Linked DNA regions of Mus musculus: all the other regions are linked to region 5. Evidence: chromatin loops called from intact Hi-C (ENCODE). Cell type or tissue: heart. All regions are shown on one strand.

What was found. Hi-C counts contacts between places; a loop is a spot of excess contacts. Peaks named below come from ENCODE experiments on the same cell type or tissue, not always from the same donor. Only the 100,000 strongest peaks of a DNase experiment are listed, where the experiment ranks them.
Region 1: it touches region 5 in a loop (1.9-fold over the local background); 9 of 42 quality-filtered maps call a loop at or near these places.
Region 2: it touches region 5 in a loop (2.4-fold over the local background); 9 of 42 quality-filtered maps call a loop at or near these places.
Region 3: it touches region 5 in a loop (1.9-fold over the local background); 8 of 42 quality-filtered maps call a loop at or near these places.
Region 4: a loop joins it to region 5, with 2.6 times the contacts of the local background. A loop is called at or near these places in 2 of 42 quality-filtered maps.
Region 6: it touches region 5 in a loop (8-fold over the local background); 15 of 42 quality-filtered maps call a loop at or near these places.
Region 7: a loop joins it to region 5, with 2.2 times the contacts of the local background. A loop is called at or near these places in 3 of 42 quality-filtered maps.

Annotation. Positions count from the first base shown.
Region 1 is chr7:75,518,274-75,522,273 of GRCm38, forward strand. The region is part of intron 1 of Akap13 (A kinase (PRKA) anchor protein 13); the gene reads left to right. Among named protein-coding and RNA genes, the nearest start is that of Akap13, 65 kb to the left of the region's middle. In heart, a CTCF peak has its summit at 2,487; no DNase peak of the experiment used is centred here.
Region 2 is chr7:75,397,115-75,401,114 of GRCm38, forward strand. No RefSeq gene overlaps it. Among named protein-coding and RNA genes, the nearest start is that of Gm46017, 38 kb to the right of the region's middle. In heart, a CTCF peak has its summit at 2,246; DNase peaks (open chromatin) are centred at 557 and 2,387; H3K27ac peaks cover 2,656 bases.
Region 3 is chr7:75,505,313-75,509,312 of GRCm38, forward strand. All of the region lies in intron 1 of Akap13 (A kinase (PRKA) anchor protein 13), which reads left to right. Among named protein-coding and RNA genes, the nearest start is that of Akap13, 52 kb to the left of the region's middle. In heart, no CTCF peak of the experiment used is centred here; no DNase peak of the experiment used is centred here.
Region 4 is chr7:75,607,231-75,611,230 of GRCm38, forward strand. It overlaps Akap13 (A kinase (PRKA) anchor protein 13), which reads left to right. Exons shown (of 37, transcript NM_029332.1): 7 at 1,255-4,000. Among named protein-coding and RNA genes, the nearest start is that of Akap13, 150 kb to the left of the region's middle. In heart, CTCF peaks have their summits at 2,422 (motif pointing left) and 3,320; DNase peaks (open chromatin) are centred at 1,611, 2,391, 2,851 and 3,361; H3K27ac peaks cover 3,913 bases.
Region 5 is chr7:75,453,598-75,457,597 of GRCm38, forward strand. It overlaps Akap13 (A kinase (PRKA) anchor protein 13), which reads left to right and starts at 1,937. Exons shown (of 37, transcript NM_029332.1): 1 at 1,937-2,151. In heart, a CTCF peak has its summit at 1,924; a DNase peak (open chromatin) is centred at 1,854; H3K4me3 peaks cover 2,760 bases; H3K27ac peaks cover 1,720 bases.
Region 6 is chr7:75,554,359-75,558,358 of GRCm38, forward strand. The region is part of intron 2 of Akap13 (A kinase (PRKA) anchor protein 13); the gene reads left to right. Among named protein-coding and RNA genes, the nearest start is that of Akap13, 100 kb to the left of the region's middle. In heart, a CTCF peak has its summit at 1,777 (motif pointing left); no DNase peak of the experiment used is centred here; H3K27ac peaks cover 377 bases.
Region 7 is chr7:75,369,405-75,373,404 of GRCm38, forward strand. No RefSeq gene overlaps it. Among named protein-coding and RNA genes, the nearest start is that of Sv2b, 62 kb to the left of the region's middle. In heart, a CTCF peak has its summit at 1,688 (motif pointing right); DNase peaks (open chromatin) are centred at 1,687 and 2,747; H3K27ac peaks cover 755 bases.

The sequences.
Region 1 (4,000 bases), 65 kb after region 5:
AGTCAAGCAAACTTAGCTTTAAGAGTTGAGTGGAACCCCTCTCAGTGTTTAGTTGGTACTTGTCACCTGGGCCTGTGGATTATTAGAAAACTGGAAATGCATATTTGACGCAGATAAAGGGAGCTGCTAGATGAATAGAGGCTTTTTATGATCCCAGTCATGTTGAACATCTTTTATGTGCCTGCTAGCCATTGATAGGTCTTTACTCTTTGAGAATTTTCTACGTGTACACAATGCATTTAGCCATCCTCAGTCTCCCCTCCAGCTTGCACTAGGCCTCTTACATCCCCCTTTCAACTTCATGTCCTTCTCCTTCTCCTCCAGTTAACACAGTGATTGCATCTAGTGCTGCCCTCATATAAATAGGTGTGGGGCCATCCACTGGATCATGGGATAATGGCCACGTGCCCAAAGGAAAAATGATTCTCTCTCCCCAGCAGCCATTAACTGTCAATAGCTCTTAAGCTAGGGGTGGGGACTTCTCAGGCTCTCCTCTGCCCGTGCTAGAAAATTGACAAGCTTGATCTTACACAGGTAACCACAGCTGCTGAGGATGTGTAAATCCAATAACCAGGTCATATGCTGCATTTCACAGAACTCCTGTGACTGTTATATTCTTTCTTCCTTTTCTCTGTTGTTCTCTGAGCCTTTGGCAGAGGTGGAGTGGGGGTAGCATGTCAGTGTAATGCTACCATTTAGGACCAGTCACTCACAGGCCAGATGAGAATCTCCTCATTAACTTCTGCCCAGCTTCTTTGTCCAGGGTTGGGAACAGCATTGGTCCATGAATATAAATGTAAACATTTAGAAGGCAGTTGGACACTGTGTTTAGCAAGAACAATAGTAGTAGGTTACCATCTAGGGCCAATGACTTCCTGAACCAGGCACTTGTGGCCAGGTTCACAGAATTCAGCATGAATTTTTCTCTTGTGGAGCAGGCCTCAGAGCCAATCACAGAGTGGTTGATTATCCCCATAACCTTCTTGTCAGCCATTGTACCAGTGGGCACATCTTGCCCTAAGCATTGGAATTGTAGCTTGCAGGGATCAGTTATTACGTTTCTTCTCCCATAGTGGCCTGCGCAGCATCTGGCACTATGACAGCTAACATGTAGGGAGCAAATTTTCAGGTCAGTTCCAGCCTGACTCCTCTCTGTTCTGCAACCAAAGTTGGCAAATGGGTTTTACCACCTCGTTTTGGTGAGCAACCAAGGTTAGTGGCAATAGCCATTGTTGATTTGGGGGCCTCAGATGCTTCCTTGATTCATAGTGAGATACCCCATGCCTAGCACTGGGATTTTTGTTTAATAACCTATTATTTCTGGGGGAAACATTTGCAACCTACTCATATTTCTGTTCAAATTCATTTGTAAAACATTTGTGTGAATTGTTGTCAGTGTGTTGTTGCCCTTGTCCTCTGCCTCTTCTTTTTCCTCCTCCTCCTCTTCCTCCTCTTCTTTCTCTTCCTCTTCCTCCTCTCCCTCCTCCTCCTCCTTTCTCCTTTCTCCTTTCTCCTTTCTCCTTTTTCCTTTCTCCTTTCTCCTTTCTCCTTTCTCCTTTCTCCTTTCTCCTTTCTCCTTTCTCCTTTCTCCTTTCTCCTTTCTCCTTTCTCCTTTCTCCTTTCTCCTTTCTCCTTTCTTCTTCCCCTGCACCATGTAGCCTTTGCTGGTCTGGAACTCATTGTGTAGACCAGGCTGGCCTTGAAATTATAGAGATCCTCATACCTCTGCTTATCAAGACATATGCTACCACACTGGGCTCTGTGCTTGTATATTTAACATAGTTAAGAAAGTAGCAGGTTTCTGTAATGCTTTTCATACGTCCTACATTTTGGAATCCACCCTCCATCCTTGATAAAATCTTTAAGCCCCAGTATTCTCCCACTCCACATCTTTCATAGCACTTGTGTTTTTTTCTTCCCTGTTAAAGCATCTTTTCTCCCCTTCTCCCTCCAAGTTAACATATGGCTTCGTTACTGAAATGATTTATTCAAATAATTTGTTTTTAATGAAATGTCTTACTAAGTTGGAAGAGTACCTGTTACATCCTAGGTATACGGTCTTGATGAGATTTAAAATGTACAGATGTGTCTCTAGCTCGACGTGGATAAAATTAGAAGTCATATGCAAGTATAAGTGAACATATATTTTGGATTTTATCTAACTCAGTTATTAGTGAGGGATTTGGTAAAATATTTAAACAAATTCCACATACCTAGTACCCTTTAATGTGTGCTGCACCTTGGTGATATTTCTTTTAGGGTCCATTGTGTTCTTTTATCTTCCGAATGTTAGTGCTTGTTCTTTTGGGAGCATCCATTTTAGTATAATTTCTGTGCCTTTGCTTTGTGCGAGAAGCCTTGGACTCTCATCAGTACCAGTCCGATTTAGTGTAGCGAGGACTTGGATTCACACATAGCTTTCTAAGACTGCAGCTTTCTGCATGAGCTCTTGCTGCTCCACCATGTGGTCTGGGCAGCCTTGACCTGCAAAGTGAAAAGAACAAAAGTGAATCTCAGCAACGTTCTCAGCTCTCAGCTTTTACTCCCTCAGTGCTTTCAGACGATTGCTTTTTCTGTTTTGTTCAGAACTTAAAATAGTCTCAGTCTTCTTACACATTTATTGACTTTTTAAAAAAGCTCTCTTCTAAGTCTCATTCACTACTTATCCATTCTATTAATTTTAATATTCGAATTGTTATTTTGCTTCAGTGTTTGTAAACCATCCTGTCCCTCTTAGGAATACATATTAGAGAATATGCTCCAAGCCTTTGAACTTATTTGTTATCACCTCTGGTTATCCTACTGTAGAATGTTTCTTAGGAATTGTGACAGTTTCATGTGTTGGAAAGGAGCAGGTTAATTTGGCAAGATTTTATTTATTGCATAATTAGTTCTAAGTGCTTCAGAAAGACAGAACTTACACTAGGGTTAGTTATGTCCAGTTCGTTCTCAGCCAGAGTGGATGTTTGTGTTAAGGCTGCTAACAAATAGTCAACTGAGAAGTAGTGTCTTGGAGAGTCCATAGCTGAGTTTTAAGTTCCTCCAAGTCTGTGGTATTTCTTTTGCCTTCTGTGAGACTGACTGGGAGGCATTCCTTGCATGGGTGGGTGGCTGCCTTCTGTTTTTGTTTCTTGCTCTGGCCTGGCTTAGCTGCTCAGGTTTACAATGGCATGCGTCAGTGTATATGGCTTTGCTTTGTCCATTGTACTGGGCCATTGTCTGCTCAGCTTAATAGCAGATTCCAGGACTTGTGATTGCTTTTTGAAAAGCTAGTGTGCTCTTGAGTATGTGCCATGCAGTGCTAGGATGGCGTGCTCCTTATCACTACTTAAAGTTAGTTAATTTATGGCGGAGCAAACAGAAACATCATACATTTGTTTCTCTAGAATTTTGAACCATAAGCAGACTCCCTTTTCATTCTTGGAAAGCTTGAATATTGATTCTGACCCCTCTGGGTTTTATAGAATTTGGAGTAAACCATTCTTAGAGAATTTTATTCATTTAACAGCAACTAAGTTTGTGTAGTAGAAACTCTCAGCTGGTGGCTCAGTTTTATGTGGAGAAAAACAAAACAAAACAAAAAAAAAAAACGAAGCCCATGTTTATGTGGAAAGGTCTAAGAGTGCTTTCCAGCAGTTTCTCAAGTTGTCAGCATTTCTGTTTGCTTGTGGGTTGGCCTGTTTGCTTGTTAGCTGTTCTGGAAAAGCAGAAGGTGTCATGTATACATTAGTTTACAAATGAAGACCAACAACAAATGCTACCTTTGTTGTCTCTTCATTTCAGTGACTTAATTAGTAAAATTTCACACCCTCTGTCAAGCATCTTCTATTTAATGAAAATCTTCTAATAACAACTCTTTTCATTGTTTTCTGTATTAATGTACAGTATACAAAACCACCTTCCCTCCTTCTTGGCCACATCCCTAAGGTACTCTCGTGTTTCTGTATGTGGAAAAAGTATAAACATGACTTTAGAGTCAGGTCTGGGTTCAAATTCTTGT
Region 2 (4,000 bases), 56 kb before region 5:
GAGGTGTTACCAACATTTTGTAGATAGAGTCCATGGACGATGCTAAGCATTCCGTAAAGCGTAGGATACCCAGCCTTCTCTACAGGAAATACTATGCAGCCCCCAATGTCAATGGTGCTTCGATAAAGAAGTCCTGTTTGAGTTAATAAACACAGGTAAAGGAGTTAGGGGTTTATACTTCCTGCAGATGCACATGTGCGCCACCTCTCTTGTCACGTTGGGAAAAGAAAGCCAAGACCTAGAGATAACCAAAGTCTGGCTTGGCTGTTTCCCGGTGCCCACACACAGACTTCGGAGGTCACATCTGGCTACTGTACCCTTGTTTCCTTCAGCTCAGGACACCTGAAGAAGCATCTGCTACCCACAAATCCTGTCTCCGCTAGGCTTTTGGCTGGCTTTCTCGGTTTGTCTCCAACCCAGGAAAGACAAAAGACATTTACAAGAAACGGAAAAGTGCATTGGAAAGAGCTGGCCAACATCAACCAGCAAAACTCCTGCCCCTGCCCTCAGCAGCGGCCCCACCTTCAGCAGGACCCGCCCACAGCAGCCAGACTGGTTTTCACTGCTGGCAGTCCCTGTTCTCAGAACCTTTTTGTCCTTGGTTTTAAATGACCTCATCCTCGACGTGCAGAATCTAGAACAGCACAGCTGTCACTAGCTGGCATCTCCTTAGAATTGTAGCGTCTCAGCCCCACCCCTTGACTCAAATCTCTTCATTTTACCAAGATCTTCGAGTGATTCAGAGGCAAAGCTCACTGATAGGGTTTATGAGTCAAGATAAAACTTCAAAGTGGGCAGCTGAAGACAGAAGCAAAGTTAATCATGTAACATGATATACAGTTTCTCTAAGAGATGTAGGCTGTGGATGGTAGCCTGCACTGTAGAAATGTAAAGGAATGTGTAGAAAAGGGGGGTGTAAATGTCATGTAAAAAGACACTTTTAAATGTTCCAAAGGGGTTCACTGTACCCAGCAGCTGAACAGCAACATAAGAGATGAGGTCTGTCTCTATAGCCCAGGATGACCTTGAACTTACAGCAATCCCCCAGCCTCAGCCTCTAAAAGGAACCATCACCTTAGCTTATTTTTTAAAATAGAAAACAAAAATGTTATCTCCCATTAAATGAGAAAAACTGATCTAATCAATATCCCCAATACAGCAATTCAAATATCAACTATCAATATCCCCAATATCAATTTTTATAAGAAAACAAAAAGTATATGTCTCACAATGTAGTCTGGGCTGCCCTAAAACTAGCTATACTAGGCTGGCCTCAAACTCATAAAGAGCTGCCTACCTCTGCTTCCTGAGTGCTGTGATTAGAGGCATGTACTACCAAGCCTGCCTAATACACACACACACACACACAGAGAGAGAGAGAGAGAGAGAGAGAGAGAGAGAGAGAGAGAGAGAGAGAGAGAGAGAGAGAGATTATTTTTAAAATAACTTAGGAAACAAGTTAAGGTAGATGACGCAGTTCCAACTTCAGGTTCACTTTCAGCGCATCCAAATTGGCTTGGTTTGATTCATCCAACAAACATCAGTGCCCTGGTTTATGCAGAGTTACAAACTGCAAGGAATGTAGCCACCCACACAGCAGCCAGTGTAGAATAGAAGCTTTGGGCTTTAGGATTGCAGCTAAGAAGGAAGGGAGAAAGGAAAGGAAAGGAAAGGAAAGGAAAGGAAAGGAAAAAGAAAGAAAGAAAGAAAGAAAGAAAGAAAGAAAGAAAGAAAGAAAGAAAGAAAGAAGAAGAAGGAGGAAGGGAGGGAGGGAGAGAGAGAAAGAAGAAGGAGGAGGAGGGGAGGGAGGGAGGGAGGGAGAAAGGAAGGAAGGAAGGAAGGAAGGAAGGAAGGAAGGAAAGAAGGAGGAAGACAAGCAGATAGAAAGATAAGATTCCGGGTCAGGTCTTGATTCTGGACTCACAGTCCAGAACACAGGCTCAGCTTGACTTGAGTACTTACTGACCTAGCCATGGCTCATGGTGAAACATTTTGTTTATTTCTGAGGCGGAGTCTTGCTATGTAGCTGTATCTCAAACCTTGAACTCGAAATCCCCCTGCATCTGCTTCCCAAATGCGGGACTTACAGGCCAGCACCACACATGGCTCTGGTAAAGGCTTCACAGAATAATGTCACCCGGTCTTGCCATCCCATTTGTGACTCAACAGCTCTCTCTGGCCTTCTCAAAAGGAGCAAGTTCCAGTTCCTAAGGCTCCCAGAGTTCTGACGCATATCTAGAAACAGCCACTAGAGGCTGCCCTTGGTTCCCTCACCCAGGACCTAGAAGGCCTGTACATGTCTGGGGGAGGGCTTTGTTCAACCCTGAACACTCTGTTCTGTCCTAACATCCCCACACTCTTCTGGGAGAAATCAACCAACAGGGAAATAAAACAGAGGTTTCTAGAAGCTGCCCCACCTACAAAAGGAGTTCAAAGGCCATTGAACTTTCAAGCTCAGGGAACATTCTGAGCTGTGGGGGGAGGACTCAAGTGTCGGGAGCAGAACTGACTCCTGAAATATGTCTGGAGAAATGTGAGCCAGTAAATCACAGTCCTGCCCAGGGTGGGGACCTAGGCACTTGTCTAAGGAAGGGAAATGGCCTGGCAATGTTAGTGAGCCACCCCACACCCCACCCCACCCTCCCACACTCACAGCTTAGGGCCCATCTTCCCTGATTTCAAAACTTGGACTAACAACTGTTTAAAAGCTTGACCAAGGAAAGCTGATAACAGTAGCAGAGTCAGGATGATTCTTTGATGTGAATTATAAACAGATCATGCAGTCACACAATCACATTATTCAAAACTCAAAAGAATATAGACAGAGGAGAAGCTGGGGAGATGACTCCACCATTAAGAGCGTTTGTAACTCCTGTAGAGGACCTGGTTTCATACAGGGGACCCACAAGGTGACTCACAGATATTAGTAACTCTAGTTCCAAGAGGATCTGATGGCTCCTTCTGGATTCTTTCAGTACTATATACACATGGAGAACAGACATACATGCAGGTAAAACAGAAAATTAGAAAAAAATAAAAATGAGTGTGGAATTATAACCAATAACAAGACTTCTGCCCCACTCATCCCCCAAACCTCCATCTTTCTCCATGTTCTGTCTCCACATACTGTGGTAACCACCATCGTTTCTACCTCACTGTATTATTTTTAGTGTGCTATTTTCTCTCAGACAGGCTCTAATGTAACCTCAAACTGGCCTCGTACCTGCTATGTGGCTGAGGATGATCTTTAACATCTGACCTTCCTGCCTCCACCTACCTAAGTGCTAGGATTTTAAGCCTGCATGGCAGGGCCCCATTTATACACTTACTGAGCCCAGGGCTTCAGACAGGCACTACTTCCTCAGGCTCCTCTTAGCATCCCTTCATGCATGGAGTTAACATAATACATATTCTTTTTTTCCCTCCATACCATACATGTTCCAGATTTTACTCTATTCCCATGATAAAATATTTCAAAGTATTTTTTTTTCACCAGCACATAAATGGCTTCCTCATTCTTTGCATCTCACAGCTGCACAGTGTCCCATTGTATAAAATAAAGCAATTTAATTAGGCTGCCTTCTATTGGTGGAAATCAGGCTGTTTCCCACTTTTGGCGTCTCTAAACAATGCGGCAGGAACTTCATACTCACATCCTTTTTCATGAGCCAGAGCCAGAGTCCTGCATCTAACTAACTCTACTTCATGTTCCTTGTGCTCTCAAGCCAAGGGAAGACCAAATAGAGAGGAGGTTTAACCAATAAAAGCTCCCATCTCCTCCGGTCCACTTTCCTTCCCTAGCTATAAAGTCTGTTTCTATCTCAAACAGTCACAGACACCGCGGAAAAAGAGCTCCTTCCAATTTCTCTCTCTCTATGACTGCTTCACTCTATTCCTTAAATACTGTGTGACTCCAACTGGGCTGAGCTCAAGATGAAATCTAAAGGTGGTCTGTGTAGAATGGGATTTCTGCTACCCTTTTGATCACACTGTTTTCTCC
Region 3 (4,000 bases), 52 kb after region 5:
GGTGAAGAAATTTCTGCTGCTTGTAGAGAATACTTGTTTCTTGTAGGTGTCAATTCATATTGCTCCTTTAAATAGTTGTTGTTGTTGTTGTTGTTTTCTTTAGACAGGGCATCATTATGTAGCTCTGGCTGGACTGGTGTCACTTTATAGAGAGTGTCATTTTGCTTTTTATTTTAGTTAGATAAAGCTTAGAAAGGACTGTTAAATCAGTCTTCATTGCTTGTGAAAAGCATTATAGGGTTAAAGATGGAAATACTGGATTGGAAACATATCCTTCTTGGCTCACATTGTTTTCCTAATTTTCTAGAAGAGTCTAATCACTTCCCCATGTGTCAACTCAGATTGAGAAAAGAGTCATTACATTTTCTAACCATCTGCTGGTAACGTTTTCATCATTTATACATCCCATAAGTAAAGTCAGAGGTGTGCAATCCGTTTAGTTGCTTGGATGTATGCAGTTGGCATTTTATGTAAGCTTACTGTGTTGGATTGGAAATGACAGTTAATAGACTGTTGGTGATTAAAAACTAACCCTAGCCACTCCTTTATTGGGATACCCATAAGGACCTACAGTGCATAACCACTGCTCTTAGTTCCAGTGTACAGCTCATATTGGCAGCTTTCTTCTCCACTATGAACCTCCTCAACTTATGCTAAATTATTAATCTGAGTTCTTGTTGAGCTTATAAATGTCCATGTGGTTATGAATCTGCAGATTCTATTCCACAGCCCACTGAGAACTAACAATAAAAACCTGTCATTGTGTGTATCATTGTGTGTTAGACACTGGGCATTCTGGTAACAGTTTCTTGTTTTCTCCTCCATGACAACAAGGACGTGATCATGTGATCCCTCTTCTGTTGTCTGGGCATCTGATGCTTAGAAAGGTTAAAGAAATAATCCCTTACCTTATATGTCTGCATTTTTTATTTTTATTAGCTTTTGAAAATATACATGAGGTTCTAATTTAGGTGTGTTTATCTCCAAAATGAGTTTATTCTTCTTTGTGGTAGTTTATTCTTTTCTTTTCTTTTTCTTTTTGAAGTAGGAGTTTGAACTCGCAGTAATCCTCTTGCCTCAGGATCCTGAGTGTGCTGGGCTGTGGCCTGTTTACTGTGCTATTGTGCCAAGTGCTTTGGAAAGTAAGAACTGTGAAGAATGCTGGACTTGGTTGCATGTCTGGGGCTTGGGAGGCAGACAGCAAGAGGAAGGAGAATCTCTCTGACTTGCAGGCCAGCCTGGACTACATACACAGTGACACTGTCTCAAAAATGAACAGACAAACCAGTAAATATAAAGCAATAAAATTGGCCTGGAAGAACCTTATAAAAATAAAGGCAGAGGAAACCAACAGTAGTTACCTTAGCAGACTGCCTTTCTTTCGGGAGGCATAGGCTTGTTCTATCAGCAGTGTACAGAGAGGAGGAATTGTAGAAGTCGATGGAGGTCTGTCGTCTTACCACCACCATGGCTTGTGTCTGATTGTAGCTCTTAACTCTTCAGAGAGGTCTGTATGCCACTGAACTTGGACACAGCTGTTGCTTCAGGCCCATTGCACACATCTGTTTTCTGGTAATAAACACATGATTTGCTTTTATTTTAGGCTATTGGTGTGCTATGGCCTTTTTCCTTTTATAGAACTGTATCTCTTGGTGGAGGATCAGTTTGAGTTTGACGACATTATTTAATTGTAACAAGTGCTTTGTTTAAAGTTTCTAAGCCAAAGCTCCATGAAAAGAGATAGGAGTAGGAACATGTCTTGTTTAGAAGTAAGACCCCTTTACGGGGTGAGGCATATAATTGCCTTAAGCAGTTTTAAGGAAACTAAACATCTCTTTAACAAATATATCACTTCTTGATTTTTTTTAATTTCGGGTGTGTTGGCGGGGTGGTGGTGAGGAGTATGGTGGAGAGGAGTTGTGAATGAGTGAGTACATGTGCCTGCAGAAGACAAAAGAGGGCATCAGATCCCCTCAAGCTGGAGTTATGGCTATGAGCTGCCTGGTGTGGGTCCTGAGAACTGAACCTGGGTCTTCTAGAAGAGCGGAAAGTGCTCTTAACTACTGAGCCATCTTGCCAGCCCCTCATTTATCTTGATTTTTAGTAATAGATGCTTATTTGGAGCATTTATGAAGAATTATATTATGGAGAATTTAACTCACGGAAGCTTCATGACATGAAATGGAAAAATAAAATTACCCATAATTGTACCTTGAGTCATCGAGTATAGTCTTTCTCTTTTATTTTCTTCTTTACCTTGTAGCATGGAGTGATACATGCCTACATTAGACTTCTGGTCGCTTTAAGTGTAATTATTGTATACATTATTAAGTCTCTTTTGCAGTTTTAATTGACATACTAAAGCAATCTTAGGCATTCTCCAAGTGAAATACAGATTAGTATCTTTTTAACATTTTGAATACCATTCTTACAATTCCTATTTAAAATTGTGATTTTTAGAATATCTTGTATGTACTAACTAGAATTATATTACCTTGAATATTTTGAATAGTTGGTCACTTTCAGGACTGTTAGACTTTCTTCACCAAACTATTAAATTTAAGAATTTTGTATAATTCCACCTCCCTTCTTTCTTTTTCTTTTTCCTTTTTTTCCTTTCTTTTCAGACAAGGTTCCTCACTATGTATTTCTGGATGTCCTGGAACTCACTATGTAGACCAGACTTGTCTTTGAACTGACAGAGATCTGATTGCCTCTGCCTCCCAGGTGCTGGGATTAAAGGCATGTCCTACTATGCCCAGCTTTAGATTTTTTTTTCCTTAAAATCTTTTGTATATTATTTAACAGTTTAAAACTTACATCATCATCGGGAGCCATTTTTTGTTGTTGTTGTATTGCCAGAATGCTTTAATGCTTTATATCATAACCAGTCTTGTTCCTCCAACCTTCCTGGCTTCCTTCTAATTAATTCTTGTCACAGGTTCTAGCAGCTCATGCCTTTAATCAAAACACTCAGGAAACTGAGACAGGACAGGAACTTGGCTTATAAACCAGAGCCATCCTGAATTAGAGAGTTCTAGGCTTTTCTGGGCTGTAGAGTGATAGTGTAGATGATTGCTGATGTGTTAGTGCTGTCAGAACCTGTGTTCTAATGGACTTCCTGTGAGCTTCAGATCCATGTGTCCATTTCTCTTTTCTTCACTGCCAACAGCTGTTATTCTTGACTATAGCAAAGGCATCTCAAAAGTGGCGTCCCTAGAATCAACTCTATATTCATCTCAAGTTATTGGCTCAATGTTTTCTTCCTTCTAGTGCTGTCAGTAATCTAAACCAAGGTGAAACGCTTGGTAAATGCCTGCGATTTCACCTTTGAAGCTGCAAGTGCTAACTCTGATCTTTTTCAAAGCCTTTTCAGGTTTATCCTCCCCTTTGTCCCTGTTTGCACTGGCCATATTTAGGCATACAGCCTTTTATAATTTACTGAGATAGTTTCAGTAGTACCTCCCAGCTTCTAGTCACAAGCTTGTCCTTTTATGTCCATTACCATATATCACAGGCAGAAATCATTTTCTCGGACATACATGTCATGGCTGCTGTCCTGCTTAGACTGTTTGTTGATGGCTGGCTATTGTACCTAGAGTTCAAGAAGCCTAGACTCCTCACCAGTAAACTGTTACTCTTTTCCCTTTCTGAACCTGTCTGTCCCTCATACTCACCAGTTCTGTGCTAACAAAACTCCTAGCGGTGTTTCTGAGATTTTCTATGGGACTTTATGTACATAAGCATTGGCACATGCAGTCTTTCTGTCTGCCGAGTGCAGTGTCTCCCACATAGCTTGCCCACCATTTTAACCAACATTGTAATCAGTTCTTAAGCAGCTGAAGTTAATTTGTGTGATGCTGTCGTCATGAGCCCTGTCACCCATATGCTGACACACTTTATTTGCTTCAATCATTGGGCCTTTTACGATACTTTAGATAACAGAATACCCACACTCTCTCCCTTGCCACAGCCAATGTCCATGATCTTATACTTAGAA
Region 4 (4,000 bases), 150 kb after region 5:
TAAAGGTGCAATCCTATTTGTTTGTTTTTATTTTCCTGAGCCTTGTCTGTACGTCTATGATATTTTTATATTATTTATTTTTAAGACTTATTTTAATTTTGTGTGTGTGCACACACATGTGTGCAAACATCCCACCCCCATGCATGTGTGTTGTGGGGGAGTATGTGCAGATAAATGCAAACAGGAAGGTATCAAATTCCCTGCAGCTAGAATTAGAAGTGTTTGTAAGGTGCCTGATGTAGGGTGCTGAAAATAGAAATCTCAGGCCCTCTGCAAGAGAAGTATGCATTCTTCAGCAGAGCTATCGCCTCGGTCTTTTTTTCCCCCCCCCTTAATTAATAACTTCTGATCAACTGTAAATTTTATTTAGTTTTTTCATTCTCTCTCTCTCTCTCTCTCTCTTTCTCTCTCTCTCTCTCTCTCTCTCTCTCTCTCTCTCTCTCTCTCTCTCTCTTTCTCTCTCTCTCTCTCTCACACACACACACACACACACACACATTCCAGGGGCAGAAGACTAGATTAGATAGTTAGGCTGTCTTCATAGTTCCTATAACAGTGTTGTGTTATTTTTATAACATTGATGAACTGTGATTGTTTTAGCCATTTCTTTCTTATTTGCTGTATTTGTTCATATAATTAATTTTTAAGAACCTTTCCACTATGCATAGTAATGTGGGTACAATCTCAGTAGTTAGGATGGAGAAACGGAAGGGTTGAGGCGTTTTGAAGCTAGCCAGTCTATATAGCAAATTTCTCTACATAGTGAGACCTTGTCTCAGAAAAGATGCAAGCAAAACTAAATTAATTTTAAGGTGCTAAAAACCATTTTTGATCATATTTTTAGTGCCCTCAAGCCATAACACCCTTGACAGTAGTTAAGAGTTTGGTTTGGCTAATAGTATACACTCTCTTTTCTTTAATATGCTGTATGGACAGCACAAAACCCACTTTTTATCTAACTGATACATAGAATTCCTAATTCTAAAAGCGTAGATATGTTGGATTGAACATATTTTGGGAATGTAGTTACGTGGCTGAATATTTTGCTTGAAAGGGGTTCTAAAACTGATTATACTGTGTCTTTACATCGGTATTTGAGGCAGATGGATAGAAGGCCCGGAAAGACAGTGCTTGTCCAACAAGACTTGGCTTACAGGTATCAGTGACATCTTTTTCTCTTAGTCAGCACACCCCCCCACACACACTTTTCTTTTCATGATCAATTTTTAAAAGGTATCTTTGGTTTCCTCCTAGAAAACAAACTTGAAGCAGATGGACAATCTCATGCCATTAATGGTGACAGCACAAGATTCGTCTTGTGTGCCCAGTGTACCAGAGACAGATGGCCTATTCCTTCCCTGTGTACCAGAGCCTTCTGACCACCAGCATCCTCCTTTTGAAGAAACTAAGAGCACTCTGTGCTGCCAAAGGAGTCCTGGGAGGATGGCTGAAAGTTCCTGTGATTTGTCAAGCATGGTTGAGGAAGAAAATGTCATCTGTTCTCATAAGAAAAATAAAGATGTGGGGAGAAAGGGGGAAGAGGCGGAGCCAGCATCTGCCATGGACTCCGGGTCTGCATCTCATCAAGACAGCTGCCTTCAGAGCGTACCCGACTGTGGAGTGAAGGGCAGAGAAGGTCTTCCATCCTGTGGAAACAGAAACGAAGTAACTGGAACAAACTATTCTGGAGTAGCCACATGTCAGCAGCCACTGAGCAGCAGGAGCAGTGTGCTGCAGGATGCCATGGTCACAGAACCAGATGCATGCCAGCACTCTTCTGGAAGGGAGCTACCAGACAGCTCTTCAACAGATGTTGGTGCCCCAGAAAAGGCAGGGGAACTGGAACATAGCCTGCTTACCCCAGATGCTACCACCCAGAACAATAAGCCTCAAGTAGGGGAAGGCACAAAGGAAAGACTTGAGAATTCAGACAGTAGCACAACTGAAACAACTGCTGTTCAAGTTTTAAGTGAACCCATGGAGAAAGCCGATATTACAAACCATGTCTTTGCCACCAGTGCCGTAGGTGTTAACACTCCTGCTGAGGCTTCACCTGCATTGAGTTCTGAAGAAATCCCCACTGAAAAACCAGGAATGGAAACTCAAGAGAGAGGCTGTGAGGGGGGAACCACAAGTGACCAGAGCTCCCCGGTGCTTCCTGCTGCTGCTATAGAAAACAAGGTTTTAGGTGGACAAGAACCTGATACTTCCATAGCAGGCTTTTGTAAGACAGCATCACCTTTGGATTTAACCATGCCAGGCCCAAGTTCAGATGGGATGCCAGAACAGAACTCAGAGTCTCATGCACGGCCTGCTCAAAGCCTAAGTGGCCAGGCGCTGCTCTGTTCTACAGCTGAGGCTGGCACGCCTTCTGCTGAGGCTACACATCAGCCGAGCACAGTGACTTCTAGTGGCAGGTTGGAAGAATGTGGCAGTGGTAAAGCTAGCCTGCCTGAAAGCACAATGGTGCAGCCAAGCACGCAAGAACTTTGCACCACCCTCTGCCCAGAAGACCCACAAGCTGACACAGTCACTTCTGACACTGTGAAAAATACCCAGAAATCTGTGGGGGTTTGTCATCTCTGTGTTTCAGATGCAAAGAATCAAGGAAATGGTTTGAAGCAAGATACACCTTTAACGAACGTGCTTGAGGATGTTCCACGTCTGCCTTCAGTTGTCTCCCAGACTGAGAAAGAACTAGCGCCAGACCAGGTATCACCTCCAGCCAGCAGTTTCTCTCTGGCAAGCAGTCCAGAGAGTGAATCAGTAACCAAAGATGACGCACTTTCTCTTGTCCCCTCCCAGAAAGAAAAGGGAACAGCAACTCCTCAGCTCCATAGAACTACAGCTTGTCGAGATGGCCCAGATGGAAGAGATTTGAGTGATACCGATAAGGTAGGAGACGGGGCCACTGACCCACCTCCATCCTCTGCTGTAGAGCTTCGGACCAGCATGGGAAATACCAGCCCTGTAGGCATTGGTGGAGAACAGGAGGGTTCCAGCCCAACAGCAACACTTGAAGTGCTGAGTGACTCTTTACTGCATAACGTGGATAAAGCTGCTTTGGTTTCTGACTTTACTCTGCCTGAAGAAGGTGTCAGTGTAGTGGTTCCAGAAAGTTCCACAGCTCTGGGGCAAGATGGCAAAGATAGAGCAATGAGCTGTTCTTCAGTTAAAGAAGACGTGCATTCTTCAGAAATGTCAAGGGAAGACCAGAGAACACCTCCCTCTGGGCAGGAGATACCAGGACTCTGTGAAAAACCTATGTCAGCCCTCTGTGCCGAGGAGAAAGCACAGCAGCACACACCCTCTGCCTGTCTGAAAACAGAAACTAAAGACATCAAGGAAGTGGCCCCACAGGTCTCCCTGCTGACTGAAGGTGGGGCTGCAAAGAGCCTGGTGCCACCAAGAACGAGTCTGTCTGCCGATTCAAAGCAGAAAGCCTCGAGTACAGAGCAGAGCGGCTCATCTCTGTTGCCAAGTGGGCTGCCAGGTGCGTCTGAGGCACTCCATTGTAATCAGCCTTCTGCTCTCGATGTTGTCGTAGAGAATACTCAGTTCCAAGGGGAAACCAATGCTTGTGAGGTAAGCAGAAGTGCGATGGAGGATGTTACAGTGGCTGATGCTTCACCAGCTACTGCTGAGCCCAGAAAAAAGGATGCATCACACTGTATCAAAGACATCCCAATTTCAGAGTTGTTAAACCAAGAGAAGCAAATGACTCCAAGTTTGCCAGAAGCTTTCCTGGACAAAGGTGTCACTGACTTACAGGAAGTCATAACCCCAGAGATAGAACCACTTGATTGCAAGAGAGAGACGCTGGAGGGAACAGACCTTAACTGTGCCACGAGTAACTCCAAAGAGACCCCAATCGAAAAACCAATGCAGCCTCTTGCCAGGGACCTCCCCACAGAGACAGGGCTCTCAGTGATCAATAACAATGTCCCCCAAGCTGACATGAAGCAAGTGGCACAGGCTTCCATCCCGGCAGAGGAAAGTA
Region 5 (4,000 bases):
TCTAACCAACCCCCTGCCCTCAAGGGTCAGGAAGGAGTGAGGAAGAGGAGGCAGAAAGACTGTAAGAGACAGAGGTGATGGATGACTACAAGAAACAGTGACTACCAGACACAATAGGACTGATATGCATATGAACTCATGCAGTGTTGGCACACAAAAGATTTGCAAAGGTTCAAGCCAGGAGTCCCAGCATCTAGAGGGAGGAAGGGGTCATAGGCTCCCAGCCTCTAAGCAAGAAGATATATACAATCAATATGCCCTGGCAAAGGGATAATCCGTTTTCTCCAATGCACTCTCACTGGTTTTATCAATCACACTTCAGGGCAGGCCTCATGTTCCAGTTATTGGCCAACACAAAATGGACTCAGTGGTATTTTTGTGGACTTTTTGTTTCATTGTGCTGTGTTTTGGCTTTCTTTTTCTTTTTGGACTTGATCCTGGATTTGATTGTTTGATTTCCATTTTTGTGTTTCGTACTTTTTGCTTTTGTTTTATGAAGGAAGAAGAAAAGAAAAAACATGAAGTTGGATGAGTAGGGAGGTGGGGAGGATCTGAGAGGAACTGGAGAGTGGGAAAACAAGATCAAAACATGTTATATGAAGCATCTTTTCAATTAAAATAATTTTAAAAAGGGAAAGTGACATTTAACAACAGAAAATGCCTGGTACAATCACCAGGCACTGATAATACTTTCTGTTAAATATTTTCATGATGGTAGTGACCTTGTCTGGATTAAAACTTCCCAAATGACAGTGACTTCCATTCTTGCAGTTTTTGGCAGGTCCATATCTTGTATTACTATTTTTTTTAAACTGACTTTGAAATTATATGAAGTTAATCTTTTCATATAATTCTTTGAACATTTTCTTCATTCATATAATATACTTTGGCCACATTCTCCCAACCCATCCCTCTCAACTTCTTATTCTCCTTCTGCTCTTTAAAAAAACTTATGATCCACTGTGTTCAACTTGTACTGTCCATAGCTGTGTGGGTGCTGGGTCATCTACTGGGAGATGGTTGGCCAGAGGGAGTCCAATACTTAAAGGAAACTGTCCCCCAATGGGGTATTTATCTTAGGGGTACAGCCACATAATATTTTCATATTAATATGTTTTGATCACCTAAATAAAAATGCAAGGCCAGTACTCGCAGAGATTCCATTCTGTTCCTTCCCAGTCAATACCCTTCTCCTCCTAGGAAACTACCTTTCTTACTTCGACCACAATAAATATTAAACTGCACAGAAAACCTCACATTTCTTGCGTAATATTCATAATCCCCGGCTCCCCCCCCCCCCAACTTTCTATTGACCGAAAAAATAACATGTCAAAATAGTTTGGCATTATAGGCATGTTTTCCCTTAATAACACATTACAATATGTAACTATCAAAAAGAAGTTTCTTTTTGTACCAATTAATGTAGTATCTTGGGTCACCATTGGAACATGTCCATACTTGGTTTCTCCGAAGCAACTAGATGGTTTCTGAAGTCCATAGCAACTCAAAGGCAATGATTTTGTGGTGATCGAATAGCTCAAAGTCACTGTGACAATCTTCACCCATCCAACATACTTGAGTACTTTGTGCCGCTCCACCTTGGACTCTTAAGAAGACTCTATTGAGTCTTAGCGTCAACGTGTGGTAAGTGCTCCGACTTAGGTAAGCACCAGGCGCACAGAGGAAGGGTGGCTTCCGGTGATGGGGCGGATAGGAGAAGGTGGGTGGGCATTTCCCCAGCAGCTGCTGCCAGCCACCCGACTTTGATCACTTTGCCGCCTGGCAGCAGTGGCGGTCAACCTCATCGTTCCTTAGCAACCAGAGCCAACTGCCAAGAAGCCTTCCTATTGGGCTCACAGAACATGATGGGTAGTCTAATTGTCCAATAGAAACTTTTAGGCTTGGCTCGTTGCACCGCCCACCCCGGGCCGCAGGCGGCGCATGCGCGGGTGGGCAGGTCTGTGTGCAGGGCGGTCGCAGAGCCGGAGCTGCTGCTGCTAAGCTCTTGGGCTCGGTTGAGACCGCCGTGCTTGCTCCTTGCTCCAGCCGTCACCGCCGCCGCCGAGGGAGCGGCCGCCTATTGTCCTTCTCCGCGGCCAAGGCGCGGAGCTGCTCCGGCTCGGCCCGCGGGGGAGCCCGGGGAGCCGCACGGTGAGAGCGCAACTTAGTTGAGGGAGTTGAGGGAAGTTTGGGCGTCTGAGGAGGGGGCGCGCGCGCAGCCGCCCCTCCCCCTCGGCTGCTCTCGGCCGCGCGCGCGAGCTGCGGGACGCGGGGACGCGCGGGCGCGACGCGGGTGGCGGACCCTTCTTAGCATCGGCAGCCAGGGGTGGATAGCGCGGCCGCCGATCCCGGCCTCCTCGGACCCACGTTCCTCTGCTGCCCGCTTCTGTGGCGCCGGCTGCGGCTCTCCTCTGAGGGACGGCTGCTCGGTGGGGCGCGCCGCTCGAACAGAGAGTGCGGCTCCGGGAACGAGCAGCTCCCCGGGGCAGTCAAGCCGGGTAAACACTGCGCGCCCCGGCCACCTTTGGGGGCTTTCTCCCGAGATGGGGAGGGGGGCGCGGTGGGCGCCCCGGGAACGGTGGCGCATTCGACTCCTCTGCCCCTCGAGCTCTAGTGCAAGCACTTTGAGAACTAGCGAATCACTGCTTTTCGTAAATAGGCTCGCTGACACTTAACTGGGGTGCGAGACGCACCCTCAGTTTATTTCTCGCTAAGAAAGTGTCTGTCTTTCGGCTGAAAATATTGGCTAACTCTAAGTGTCTAGACTCTACTGTGAACTCAGGAGTTCACAATGAAAATGGATTGAGCAATCTCTGAGTGTTTCAGTCTTTGCTTTTCCCCTTCATAATGAAGTTATTTTGAGAGTTCATTGCGTTGAGCAGATTTACAAAGTGATGTGCCTTTTTGTCTGTCTGTCTGTCTGTCTGTTTTTTGTTACTACCCTCATGATTTCCCGAAGTCACTTACTCATTTAAACCCCCACCCCCCAAACTTTTGGATTGCCCGGGTCAGGAGGAGCGCTCCAGTTCTTGAACGTGCATTCATTGTCTGTAAAGAAGTTCCTATCAGTCGAGATGACTCTGAGATAAACCAGTGTGTCACTTTGTACACCATCATCTCTTGGGAATCATTCCGCTGCATTTCGTTGACTAGACTTGCGCTGTAATGGTAATTCAGTTTTAGCTCCCAAGAGAGAACCCTATCATTCATACTGAAACACAATGCCTCCCCCCCACCCCCCTCCCCCCGTCACTTCATGTTAATTTTAGTTGTATTTCTTTGACATTTGTTAAACTTAAATTTTTCTTTGAAGGCTACTGCTCATGGCATTTTGCTTTTTTTTTCTATGTGAATAACATGGACAAGTGGTGTGTGGGGTTTTCTGTTTTGTTTTTGGCTTTTCTTTGTATGAAACCCAGCTTCGTTTACCTGATGAAACCAAGGAAAAATATTCTGAAGGCACAGGGATTCAGGACTCACAGTCTTTGTGCTTAATTTTCCTTTCTGGGGTGGGTGTGGTGAGCAAAGGAGGTGGACAGAAGTTGGGAGTTATTGGTTAGTTACATAATATAAACAAATACTGCAAAATCGGGTGGCCAGGACACCTTCTCTGGACTGTGGTAACATGCTACACATACTTTTGTTCTAGGGTATTTGCTTCACTAAATGGGAACTATGTGTAGTATAAATGGTCTTTTCTAGTCTTTTTACACCTTAAGGATTGTGATGGGTGGTATTTTGCTATGCTCTGTGTGTGTGTTGTTTTTTTTTTTTTTTTTTTTTTTTTTTCTAGAAAAGTCCACACAGTTGGTGTTTAGCTTTTGTTTGATTTAGGTGAGGTGATTTTCACTGGCTAGTGATAGTGTACACAGGAGAAACCCATTAATTCTGGGGCCTTGTACAAAATGACAATTAGCTTGCACATCTGTGGTGAAATTTACTTTACTTTTAGGAGACTTTGTTAATTCTCTCTTGAGATAGGGTCTTACTGTGTAGCTCA
Region 6 (4,000 bases), 100 kb after region 5:
ATGGTACATTCCTTTTTTGGTTCATGAGACCCACCAGTCTGGATGTGGGTTCATTTCCTACCATTTTTGTTATCTTGCATTAGTTTAAAGATCAGGAATGAACATAACCTACTCTTAATGAGCATAAAATTGGGAGGCATCTCTGGTGTACCAAAATTCTATTTTGAGGTTTAGCTGACGTTGTCTAGTTCATCCTTGTATTAAGGAAATCCAGGGAGCAAACCCTAAGAAGCTAGGTCTGCAATTTTATCTTTCCCTTACTAAATCTGTTTTCTAGATCTCGGTGACATTCCTTATTCTTGCCACATCTATGGGCATGATTAAACATTGTTTGTATCTTACTCAAAATTAACTGTTTTTATTTCTTGACTAGGAGAGAGAGACAGATGTTTGAAGACATACTACACTGAGGTTGAAAACCATAGTTTTTCTGGATAGTATAGTTGAGAATACTGCCTTTTTTTTTTCAGATGTGATATATTTGTGTGTGTGCAAATGTTCATGCACACTAGTGCATATACACATACAGAAGCGATTGGCAGAAAAGTATATTGTAGTTGTAATCATATACACCTCTGATTATTTCATGCCTGGTAGTACTTATATAGTATGCTGTGTTCCCTACTTAATTTTCTTTTGTAATCCTAATAGCTTCATGAAATGACTACTCTGTATTAGAGAGGGGGAGACAGTGTCACAGCACCTGTGTCATTTGGTGGATCATGCAGCTAGTAAGGGACAGAATTAGAACCAAACCAGGTCTCTGTCAGTCCCTACAAAGTTAGCAATAAATATCTATTCTGACTTCATTGGGTGCCTGATCAGATTTTTGGAGAGTCTTCTGTGCCTTCTAGAACGTGGAGGATTAACTTAGAGGTTCTCTGAACTGCTTCATTGATGACTTTGGAGAAGGAAAGATAATTCATAACCAAGTAGATAACTGAGATCTGGCTGAGTTCAATACTCGAGCCGGTCTGCCCCCTTCTATCAGCTGCAGAGTAGGAAGAGCACAGCTTAAGTAGCTTGCTCTCACGGAGGGGAAGAGGAGAGGAGTGGAGAGTCAAGGAAGACGGATGTTACCTACCAGCTGTGAGCTTTCCTAAACGAAAATTAATAAACAACAACAACAACAAAAACCTTTGTTTTCTGCACTTTAAGCAAATATCTGATCCTGTTTAAGAAGGGAGAATAGACTGTCTCTTTACATGTTGACCTAATTATTGTAGCCGTTCCACGTAGTTATGAAACGGTTCTAAGAGAGGAGACACTGCTTTAAAAAAAGAAAGATAGATCTGATAAAGGTGGATGGAGAGGTGGTGGGAGAATGGAGGTCCTCCTGGGGATAACAGACTGCTCAGGGCAGCTGGGGGTACCCAGTGGACTCACCAAGCAGGGAAGATGGCTTGGGGAAGGTAAGCTAACCTGTATGGTTCAGGATCCACAGTCCTGGTAAAGGTGGGCAGAGAGGTTGCCAGGAGAATGGAGGTCTGCCGGGATAGCAGACTGCTCAGGGTAGCTTGGGGTGCCCCAGAGATCTAAATCCAACACTCTCCATCCAGTTTAGCTGTGTTTATTTAGCAAAAACAAACTAAAGTGAGCTGTGTACAGCAACAGAAAGAATTGGAAGATTAGAACTTGAGGAATGCTGCTCTCGTAGGGGACACTTACACACATTAAATGTATTCAAAATGGTTTGTATTTTATTTCCATTTCATCTTAAATCTCAAAATTCTTGTTTGGGAGAGAGAAGTGGATTTATTGGGCGCCATCTACTGGTTTTGTCTAATAGCCCAAAGAAGTGAAGCCTGCAAATGGCTAAGAATTTGCTTCAGTATTGGTGACGCGGAATTCGAAGCTGGAAGACAGTAGCAACTTTATTAGTAGTGGTACTGTGTGAGCTGAGTTCTGTTTACATTGAGGAGAGGGAGACTTTTAACTAGAATATCCGAGAACATGTTAAAAGAGGAAGACTGCTAAGTGGGTTTAATTGGCCATTGTCATTATCTGGCAAAATAGAAACATCAAAGAAACTGTATAATATTTTCTACCAGTGAAGTCAGTCCAAGCCTGTACTTGCAATGACCTAGTTGGTAGTAAAATCAGTGAATTCCTCAGTTGATTTCTGTTTATGTTGTTTGAGGTGCTTTTAAGTAAAGCTGAGGGCTTTGCTTGCTAGTTGGGAGTGGGCTGTACCCAAGGCTCTTGGAATGTGTCTGAGCACTTTCTCTTTAAGAGAGTTGGTACTAAGGACAGGGGAGATCCTATTATGTCTTCTTATCAGGAGTGTTTCTGAGTCTTGGTTCTTTTTAACTGTCATTTTATGGACGTGAGCTGAAATCTTTTCATCCTCATAGCATTATATTTTAGATCTTTTGATTTTTTTCATCCAGTTATCTAACCTAAGATAAATTGGGGAGAGAGATTTGCAGAGTAGAGTTAGGCATTCATTTATCCAGCCAACATTATTGAGCACTTACAATCACGCTTAGGCACTGATACTGCATTGAATAAAACAAGTATGCCCTTAACTCAGATAAATATGCTGTCTAAAATTCTGTACATCAGTATACTGTATATATGTTAAAATCATGAGTCATATCATTACAGGAGAGGTAAAGCAGGACAAGGCAGGTGAGAGGCGGGGTGGGAAAGCTCTTACTCATCCCCACACTCTTGAAGGATGGTGATCATTAGCGTGCACGATGAACATATGTGACCTTTTCCAGCGATGTGTAGACTTGCATGGGGCAGGAGATGTAGCCTTTCCATGGCCACCCTTGTTAGTGTCCGATGGACTGGGAACTGTGGTCCTGGAGAATGGATTCCTGATCCTCAAGCCATGGCACATTGCTTCATGACTGTGCCATTTCATTTACTTTGTGGTTTTGCATACATCCTTTCAAGTCCTCTGAATGGATGTATCCTTTGTCTATTCAGTTCTTGCCTGAGCTCCCCATTTAAAGATTCATGCTCTTTGCTTTCTTTAATAATCTTTCTGTTCTATAGCTGGCTTATTTATTTCCCTTTCTTTCTATCTTGCTCAGGTTATAGCTTCTGTTTTGGTTACTTTTCTGTTTGCCTGAGTGACTCCTACTCTGTCAGGAACTAACTCTTCATGTGTTTCTGATTGTCTTTGGCCAGGGGCAAGGTAGTGTGAACTTCACTAAAATATATGCAGACTTTTCTGTCCGTCCATTCTGAAGAACACATAGCATGGTTTCACCTAAGTAAGCCAATACAGGGGTTTGGCTGGGACAGTAGAGTTCTTACCCAGCCTATGCTTCAGCACTAGCCATGTCACATTTTCCCCCAAAAGGTTTTTAGACAAGGAGTTTACAGTCGTATACCCTGTAAATCACTGCCTACCATCTATTTTCTGAAACAAAATTTCATTGAAACAGGGTTATATCTTTTTAATTTTATTAATCTATTTGAGGGGAACTATGAGTCTGGAAGCTAGAGGACAGTTTGTGGGAGTAGGTTCTCTTCTTCCAACCTGTGGGTTCTGTGGATCTGGTAAAGGTCTGTGTAGAGAGGGAAAGGATTAAGGGGCAGGGTTCCCACAAGTACCAGATTTACCACATAAGCCATTTGCCAGACTATCCTTGTTTCAAAAAGAGAATTGAGTAATTGTGAGAGTAATCAGATATGTTCCCAAAAGCTGAAAGTTTTTACTATATAGCCCACAGAAAACATTTTCCTACCCCTATATTGGAGTTGAGGTCAATCATGCATGGTAAAGACTCTGTTCTGACCTTTTTCGTAGCCTTGGTCTTCTCAGAGAAAGGCTGTTCATCTTAGTATCTGGACATTAGCATTAAAACAGAAACTTGTTTTATGGTATTGTATGGTACAAAAAGAAAGGCTTGCCCCTTTCTTGAGTCCAACTTCCTTTTGCCATATATAGTTCAGACTCCAGTCTTTCTGAGTTGGTATGGATTCCACTCAAAGCCTAAGGAGAGGGGGGCGGTATTATGGTTTACAGTGCAAATCTCTGTGA
Region 7 (4,000 bases), 84 kb before region 5:
TATATTGAACCTGACAAGAGCTGCCTGAGGAGTTGGGGCTCAGGACATGTGGGCGTTTGCTTATAAAGGGAGTTTCCAATGAGGCCCCATCGCTAATCAACTGCCCCTCCCAGTGTGGGGGCAGTGCGATTGGCTCGGCTGAAGATGCAAGGTATCCTTCATGTAAGTGGGTGTAACACTAAACAATGCTCTGTGTTGCTATGGGAACACACATATTTATGTAAACACACAGGAGTCTGGAAGCAACACTCCTCACTACAGCTGTCTTTTTGGAAAGACATTAAACTAATAAGGGAGATTTGTGGCTTGATCAGAATGTTTTTCTTAACAGTACCAAGTGTGAGTATTTGCATGACTTGAAGTTAAGTGAGAAAAGGTTAGTGTGCTGGCTTCCTTGCCTTTACTAAGTATGTTAACAAAAATGGCAGTGGCTGCAGATGAGCACCATTCTGTTTGCAACGGGCAGTAGTTAATGCTGAGACTCCTAACCAATCAAGTGACTTTTGAGCACTCACCCCTAAATGGAACATCTATATCACCCTTCCAAAGCTCATGAAACATTAAGGAAGACGGAGCAGAGATAATGTAAGAGCTACAGCCTGAAGGTGGGAGCGGGGTGCTATGAAATCCATGCTGTCTTCTGCACATAATTGCGGTACCTATGAAGTCCTGGCAACTGTGGCTATCTGCACAAGACAGGGCCCACTAACATTCCCTGTGGGTGGTGGGCGAGCTCATGAGGCCCCACCTCTCCCTGAGGAGCGATGGGCAGTAATGATTGCAGGGGTAGAAGTCACATTCCTCAGTGGTGTGGACAGTGGCAAGTTGTCCTTGCTCAAGCTAATAACTCCCCCAACCTTTCTCATTAAAGCAACCAAACTTAAACGCAGTAAGGAACAACCATGTTAAAACTTAAAAAGACATGGAAGTAGGAAGGGCACTTGCTGGGAAGAAGGGTGTTAACAAGAGGGTCAGGGAGAGAAGATAGGAAAACTGGGGAGGAGTTGGGAACATGGCTCGGGGAACACTGGCCTCAGAGACAGTGCTGGTGGTGCACACCCATGCAGGCAAAACACTCATACGTATGAAATAAAAATAGTAAGTGACTTTTTAAATGTCTCTCATTGTCCTGGCATTGACCTTGAAAGGCGTGTGGGAAATTGTGCTGCTAGGTCCACCCTACGCACCCCTACTCCCTGCCATCTGAGGGCTGAGGATCTTGGACCACAGCCTTCCTTCGTGCACTGAACAGCAGCTTGACTCACCTCTCTGGGACTCTTCCTTGCTTTTATTTTCTGCAATGCTTTGTGAGAAAAGTGTGTACCCCAGTGTCAAGGAAGCTTCTGGTGGGGCTCCGCTGCCAGCTCGTGGCTCCACTTCCTCAATCTCTGCGCTTCTGTTTCTCTTTTTTTTTTTTTAAACTCAAACCTGTGTGCTTCTGTGTCATTTATAAAATACTGTTTAAAATGTTTCAAGTGTAGCAACAGCTGCTACTATAAGGCTGTTACATTTAAAAAATACTAGGAACTATGTTAATCTTTGAAAACCCCAGAAGATCTGCTGGGAAAGGAAGGCAGGATGGTGTAAAGCCTGCCTCTCCAGCCTTTTCAGCGTATTGCTGTTGGATATATCACTGTCAGGGGCTTGCGACAAGCTCTTCCCTGGTTCTCCATGCTGTAGAGTGCCTGCCCCAGCAGATGGCAGAAGAGAACTGAGATGATGGAGAAGAAACCTGCCCAGGCGATTCACTCAGTCTGTGCTCTGAACACAGAACATCCTCATTCTAGTATATAATCTGAAACAGCCCTGCATAGTGATGTCATAGATTTACTAAATCGTATAAACACAGATGGGTCTGGAAGGTCTGTCAGTGACCGCTACAGTGAAATCAGTCTCTCCAGGGTTCCGGACACAGAAATGCCTACCCCAGTGTCCTCTGCCCGTAACCCCAGCTACTGTTCCCTCCTACCCTACCCTCCTTGTTAGGGTGACTAACTCGGTTTAATTTTCATGTCTCAAAGTAGATACCCAAAGGAAAACTACCTCTGATGGGACATGAAAGATTGAATTGGTATTTGCTTTCTTTTTTATTATATTTACCTCTCTCTCTCTTTCTCTCTCTCTCTCTCTCTCTCTCTCTCTCTCTGTGTGTGTGTGTGTGTGTGTGTGTGTGTGTGTGTGTGTGTTTCAAAGAAGCTAGAGTTACCTGCACAAAACCAAGCCAGTCACTAAGTACATGAATCCAAGAATGGGGTGGGCTCAGGCCCAGCACTAGCTGAGGAGATTTTGACAACTAAGGTAAGGGTTGTTACAGAAAGAGAAGTCATTTTTCCTCTGGCCCTTGCTGGGTTGCCCATATGCATACTGGTAAGACTAACTGGACTCAGTAGATTATTTAAAAGAAGGAGGAGGGGGAGGAGGAGGAGGAAGGGAAGGAGGAAGAAGAGTAGAGGGACATAAAGGGGAAGGACACGTGTGGGGGACTCTGGAGAAAGGAGTGGGGAGCAGGGCTATTATCAGACACATTGTCTAAATTATGAAATTGTCAAAGAACAAATAAAAATATATTTTTAATGAAACCACAGTCCCCGGATCTTGGCCCCTTGCTATCTATATCTGTGTGGAAGACATTTGGTCGGTTAAATCACCATCCGACTTGAAGGACTGGGCCAGGACGGGGGCACAGTTAGGAAGGAAGAGGAGGAGATGCAGCTGCTGTGAGAGTCACAGCCCTGTCTGCTGATTAGAGGATGTGGCTTTCTCACATGGACTCGCACAGCAGACAGGCTGCATGTGGTTTCCCAGGCCCACATGCTCTCTCTGCCCTTAAACAGGCTACCTCCTGGGGGCCCTCAGAGTCATCTACACCACGAACTGACAACATATGGGGCTTCTGTGAGGATTCCATGAGATCACAGATGGAAAGGGACCAGGCATGCAGTGACTCTGACTCCCATGCAACTGGGTGACAGGTGCAGGAAGATGTCATCGTTTTAGAATAACCATTAATCCAATTATTTTCTTTCCAATAATATGTAAAATATATAGTCATTGAGAAAATATATAGTCTGGAGAAACAGAGAAAATAAATGAAACTAAGATCATGTCATTCTGCTACCAGAAAGTAATAAACAGACTTGAAAAGACTTGAAGTCTGGCCATGTGATGCACTTAGGAAATTTGCATGAGTTTTCAAAAATTACTTCATCCCCAGTGTTTACTTTAGCTCTGTCATCAATAATTTGATCACCGAGCTTTGTGTCTAAAATCCAATTAAGTCTTCATTTCAGTTCCCCAGGTGTTTAGTTAGTAATAAATTCACATCATACTTAATAAGAAAAATATTTCAAATAGTTTCACACTTGGATGGATTTCCTAGGATCAGGATTGGGGAGCGCTGCCGTCAACATTAACTAGTCTTAATTAGTGGGAAACCTCACTTAGCCCCTGGAAATGTCATTTCCTCATCAATAAAGTGATGATGCTTATCTCCAATGAGACGTTGAGATTCTGAAAGGCAGTTCTCGCCATTATTACTCTGGCACAACTGGCATAAACTGAGGCTGTTCCAGGAACTTCTGGATATGGCCACCCCACCCATCTGAAAATGATCTGAACCAGATGATCTCAGAGGTTTCTTCCGGCCTCGTGTTGTCTCGCCCTGTAACAGGAATTGGGGCAGAGAACAGTTGTATCTGTTTAAACGCACTCTCTGTTCAGACACACAAAAATGTTGTCTCACCTCTGACACAGTTTCATTTATCACAGTCTATGCCATGGTAACGTCACTGATAACGCAGAACTTCCATGTGGGAGAAGAGGGAACAGATGGACTCATGCTCTCTTCTCTTCATCCCAGCAGATGATCACAGACTGTGTAATCTGCTCGTCATACTTGTTGGAAGGAGGACCCTGAGTTGTTAGAGCTTCTGGTATTGAAATCTGTGTCCAATAAACTCACTGAGATGCAGCTCTCCAGCCTCACACTCAACCTTGCTTT